Regions from separate parts of the Homo sapiens genome. Here region 1 is linked to region 2. Evidence: chromatin contacts called from ENCODE Hi-C or POLR2A ChIA-PET data. All regions are on one chromosome and are shown on one strand. Each heading gives the region's core, a stretch centred on a gene start or an enhancer-like site at or near the end of the contact. The rest is flanking DNA. Distances are from core to core; before and after follow the strand shown. Region 1 holds the start of TNFSF13B (TNF superfamily member 13b). Region 2 overlaps MYO16 (myosin XVI).

The links. A loop is a pair of places that touch in the nucleus more often than their neighbours do. ChIA-PET counts read pairs that join two places held with the same protein, here RNA polymerase II (POLR2A). Pooled maps may share reads with other maps.
Region 1: a loop to region 2 is called in a map with no recorded cell type, with 7 times the contacts of the local background. The contact joins the promoter of TNFSF13B here to the enhancer-like site in region 2. A Hi-C loop is called at or near these places in 1 of 37 single-sample maps with no recorded cell type and 9 of 50 pooled maps. POLR2A ChIA-PET finds 5 or more read pairs at or near these places in 2 of 52 experiments (AG04450 and H1).

What each region holds. Positions count from the first base shown.
Region 1 is chr13:108,268,400-108,271,099 of GRCh38, forward strand. It overlaps TNFSF13B (TNF superfamily member 13b), which reads left to right and starts at 1,319. Exons shown (of 6, transcript NM_006573.5): 1 at 1,319-1,835; 2 at 1,941-2,025. The coding sequence starts at 1,497. RefSeq lists enhancers at 1,355-1,784, 1,736-2,244 and a silencer at 2,145-2,224.
Region 2 is chr13:108,918,264-108,920,963 of GRCh38, forward strand. All of the region lies in intron 16 of MYO16 (myosin XVI), which reads left to right. Among named protein-coding and RNA genes, the nearest start is that of MYO16-AS2, 180 kb to the right of the region's middle. RefSeq lists an enhancer at 891-1,060. Within about 2 kb of position 1,333, at least 4 of the 41 ENCODE cell types and tissues checked have a DNase peak (open chromatin) inside an H3K27ac peak, as active enhancers do.

The sequences.
Region 1 (2,700 bases), core at 69-2,568, 650 kb before region 2:
TTTGTTTCCACATTCTTGTAAGCCTCATTATGTATCCCAGGGACAGTTAATATCGTCATACGAATTCACAGGTGAGGAAATGGAATCACAGAGAGATTATGTACTTTGCATAAGGAGAGCGAGGGTGAGGCAGGATTTGCAGTCTAGAAGCCTGGGTCTGGAGTTCTCCACTTTGCACTATATCATTTCTGTAAACTTCTTACTTAAGACTGTGTGGAAATGTAGAGTGAGACAGAACTAAAGCTCACTATTCTTAGTCCACAGGGGAGTAGTGACTACCCAGGGCTTGGTAAGTGCTCAGTAACGTTTGTTGAAAGATGAATCAATATTTCAATGCTGGGGCAAAGCAGTGAAAAACTGGGGAATGTCCAGGAACCAGCCATCAGGATAAGGCAGGACTAGAATGAATGCAACAGTCCTCACAGGTCCACCAAGTCAACAACAGAAAAATCCAAAGCTAAGGTGGCTCTTGTGTGATCAAGGACCTCTTGTACACCGACCTGTTAGGCTGTGGCACAGTCAACATGGGAGTTGTAGACAAGCTACTTGAGAGTGGTTAATGGTAGCAGTCAGGCATTTGGAGCTGGAGGCAAGGCTGATTCTCCTCAACTAGTATCATATTGAGCGGGGACTTAAAGCCTCAGAAGTCTGAGCAGAAAAGCTGAGACCAGGCTCCTTGGGACAGGCTGTTCATATGCATGATTGAGTTTCAGTGATGAGTCCCAGAAGGAAAAAGTTTATGCATGTTTTCCTTAAAAATATATTCACTTATATTTAGAGAATCCTTCAGATATCTAACCTAAATACGTCTGTAACATTTACTCTCATTCTTTTTATGACATTATTAGTATAATAATATGAATAATTCCCAGTGGACTTACTTCCACACTTCCTTCAAGGATTCTCCATTTTATTTCATAATTGAAGACTGTTAATAAATCACTCTCTAGCTAAGAACAATTCAATGCTAAAACACTTAGCTTATCTGACCTTCACATTAATTATTTTTATGACAGCAGCAGGAACTTTCAGCTGCTTTTCCCCCTTCCTTATGAAGCCATGTGGTCCCAAGCAGACAGAGTTCCCTTGCTACACTTAAGGGTGGGCTTCTCAGACCTGAGCATATCTTAAAAGCTTTCCCTTGACTGTGCCAATCCAAACTCCAAGTTTCCTCAGCAGATTTAAGGGGTTTTAAATCTACTTGAGCATGAGTGTTATGAGAAGACTTTGAAATTCTTACAAAAACTGAAAGTGAAATGAGGAAGACAGATTGAGCAATCCAATCGGAGGGTAAATGCCAGCAAACCTACTGTACAGTAGGGGTAGAGATGCAGAAAGGCAGAAAGGAGAAAATTCAGGATAACTCTCCTGAGGGGTGAGCCAAGCCCTGCCATGTAGTGCACGCAGGACATCAACAAACACAGATAACAGGAAATGATCCATTCCCTGTGGTCACTTATTCTAAAGGCCCCAACCTTCAAAGTTCAAGTAGTGATATGGATGACTCCACAGAAAGGGAGCAGTCACGCCTTACTTCTTGCCTTAAGAAAAGAGAAGAAATGAAACTGAAGGAGTGTGTTTCCATCCTCCCACGGAAGGAAAGCCCCTCTGTCCGATCCTCCAAAGACGGAAAGCTGCTGGCTGCAACCTTGCTGCTGGCACTGCTGTCTTGCTGCCTCACGGTGGTGTCTTTCTACCAGGTGGCCGCCCTGCAAGGGGACCTGGCCAGCCTCCGGGCAGAGCTGCAGGGCCACCACGCGGAGAAGCTGCCAGCAGGAGCAGGAGCCCCCAAGGCCGGCCTGGAGGAAGCTCCAGCTGTCACCGCGGGACTGAAAGTGAGTTTGCAGCAGCTGCAAGACGCAGGCAAGATCCTGCCTACACTGCTGCCTCTCCCTCGCCTCAGCTGTCTTTCTAATAACTTGAAGTTTTTCTGTTCATAGATCTTTGAACCACCAGCTCCAGGAGAAGGCAACTCCAGTCAGAACAGCAGAAATAAGCGTGCCGTTCAGGGTCCAGAAGAAACAGGTATGTTTTGGGCACAGACACTTTTAGGAGTCAGGGATTAGAGAATAACATCCAGTCTGGGGGAGCTGGAGGTGAGTATCCCCTCTATGAACCTATTAAATAGAGACTATGAAATTTGCCATCCAAAGCAGACATTGCTTTAGAGCAAAGCCCCAGCGCTGGCAAATGTAACAGGCTGCATGGGTGTGCTTTTTCCTCCAATGAGCAGATCGTGTGACTGGAAGCATTTCTCTGTGCGTGTGTAAGTATTTATCTGTGCATTAAGCATAGAGGAGATAAAAGGGCCATATGTGTTTCCTCAGGTAGATAATGCCCTCCCATGTGAGAAGCATTATTCATCACTCCAGAAAAATAAAAAAAAGCATTACATGTTAGAATTAGACTTTGCTTACTACCTGGGTCATAGAAAGTTAAAGACATCTGTTTTCTGAATGTACATTACATGTTGTGAAACCAGGTGAAGGTTGTAATGAAAGGCCCTGTATGTTGTACTTTAATTTTGTTTATTTGTTAAAAAGGTTATTTTACACACACACACACACACACGCACAGACACACACACAGATTTTAAAGCTTCTCTTTAAGGTACGCTTTTCCAGGGGATCCATGCATTTATCGTCTTCTTATAATCGTCCTTTACTGATTTCTGACTTTCTTCATGTTCTGCTCATTCCA
Region 2 (2,700 bases), core at 83-2,582:
ATACAACGTCATTAAGATGGTGTATTCACATAATAAACACATAAATAAACGTGTGCACACAACTGCACATGCATATAAAATTGCGCAAGAAACTACCTTCACTAAAATTTTGAGTGTCAGGCACAACACTCAGTAATTAATTCTCACTTAATTCTTCTAATAACTCTATGAGACTGTTACTAATATTGTCCCTATTTGATGAATGAGGACACTGAGTCCTAGAGGTTAAGTAGCAGCCTGCTCAAGGTCAGGCAAGGCAGGAGGCCAGAGATGGTGCCCAGTGGCCCATCTCTCAGCAGAGAGGGAGGGCCTATCTCCAGCAGTCCTGGCCACTGACTGCTAATGCTGTTTGTCCTTGAGGAGGTGACGGCCAGCTGTGTTGTTTAGAAACTTGGTCTGATGCTATGGCTCACGCCTGTAATCGCAGCACTTTGGGAGGCCGAGGCGGGCAGATCACCAGAGGTCCGGAGTTCGAGACCAACCTGGCCAACATGGTGAAACCCCATCTCTACTAAAAATACAAAAATTAGCCAGACTTGGAGGCAGGTGCCTGCAGTCCCAGCTACTTGGGAGGCTGAGGCAAGAGAATCGCGGGAACCTGGGAGGAGGTGGGGGTTGCAGTGAGCCAAGATCACACCACTGCACTCCAGCCTGGGCAACAAGAGCGAGACTCTGTCTCAGAAAACAGAACAAAAAAAAAAAAAAAAACTTACACTCAAACTTATACTCTGTTTTGACATAAAAACCTGAGGCCAATGTCCAGATAGTCACGATTTGGGGAAAACAGCTGGAAATAGACTTTTTCTCCAGATACTCAGGCTCTTTTCAGAGTTTTGTTTCTGGCCCTTGTACTTCCTATTTGAGCGAGGCCGTCTTCCCAGTCATGTGTATAAAAAAGAGGTGCCACGAGCATTGTGGCTATCATGTCTTTTTCTCCTGAGGCAGGGCAGGTGCTGGCATATTGCCATGCAGTCCCATGGCCCTGGCTGGGCCCTTCCTGCCCCACCTTCCCTCACTGCACAGCATCTTACCTTGGTGCCTCTTCAATCTCACCCTTTAATCTCAGGTCAGATTAACATATTTTGAATTTCAATTTAACTATAAAACCTCCTAACTCAAAAATCTTTAATAAATATTGCTTTTCTGTCACATCCAATGCAGTCTGCTTGATGACGCAAGGCGACAGAGATGGCTGGGCCTTGGGGAATTTGGCGTGAGCGATTGTCGTTAACCGGTTCTTTGACATCTTCTCCTTTAGGGGTGGAGTTGGTTATCATTGAGGTGACACAGTTCTTGGCTGAGTAAAGATGTTTGCTTGATGCTAGATGTGCAAGCAGTGTATTTACCTTCAGGGTATAAAAGGGAAAGTCCTTCTTGTGTTGAGAGAGAGTCAAACACTCCAGCCTCACTTCTGCAGTCAGTCAGTTAAATGTCACAAACATTCTCAGGGTTGTTATGAGTAAATAAAATTATGAATTTAAGGCATGTTGGTCTACGTCCTTGATTGCTTACTTTTAATTTCAAATTCCCAAAAGTTCTGAAAACCAAACATTCACGTATGACTCATGTGCTCATAAAAAACATGACCCAACCTGAACTTACTTAGCAACAAAATCTAAACTTGATTGATGTAAGTGTATTTATAATTCTTACATATTTCTCTGACTGTGAATATTCATATGGGGTTCTCCCCAAATTAAAATATTTGACTGGGGACACTGCTTCAAACCTACCAAGGATATAAACACTACATTCACTTTTTTAAAATCTGGATTTCAGAACATATTTGTCTTCAGAAGTTTAGGAGAAGGGGCTGTGAACTGTGTAATCCAGCTTGTTGAGGACTGAAAACATGGCAGTCATTATGTTTCTCACCAAGTTAAGGACTTACCTTACGTTGAAGGACCACGACGCAGATGTTTGCTAAAAATGGTTGATAAACCTGCTTCTGTGTCTGGACAAGGAGGCTCTGAATTCGCTTCCAAAATAGACCTCTGCCTTTTGTTCCACTCCTTTTTTTCTCTTTCTCTTTCTTTCTCTTTCTCTTTCTCCTTCCTTCCTTCTTTCCCTCCCTTCTTTTTCTTTCTTTTTTCTTTCTTTCTCTCTTTCTTTCCTTCTCTCTCTCTCCTTCCTTCCTTCCTTCTCTCTCTCTTTCTTTCTTTCCTTCCCTGTCATCTCTTTCTGTCTCTGTCTCTCTTTCTTTTTAAAAACAAAAACAGAGTTTCACTATTATCACCCAGGCTGGAATGCAATGGTGCCATCTCAGCTCACTGCAATCTCCACCTCTCAGGTTCAAGCGATTCTCCAGCCTCAGCCTCCCGAGTAGCTGGGATTACAGGTGCCTGCCACCACGCCCGGCTAATTTTTGTATTATTAGTAGAGACGGGGTTTCACCATGTTGGCCAGGCTGGTCTCAAACTCCTTACCTCTGGTGATCTGCCCACCTTGGCCTCCCAAAGTGCTGAGATTACAGGCGTGAGCCACTATGCCCAGCCATCTGTCTCTGTCTCTTTAACATTGTTTATTCCGTATAAATAAGAGATATTTATTTTCGTATCTTAAATAATGAACCATATGGAGATGTGAAAGAGGCTCAGATTTTAGAGGACACTTGCTTGACTTTGCCAGTGATTGTGATGTGGCTGGTCACTGGAGGTGTGGCCCTCATAGACCAATGCAGTTTGCAGAGCGTGGCCCAAA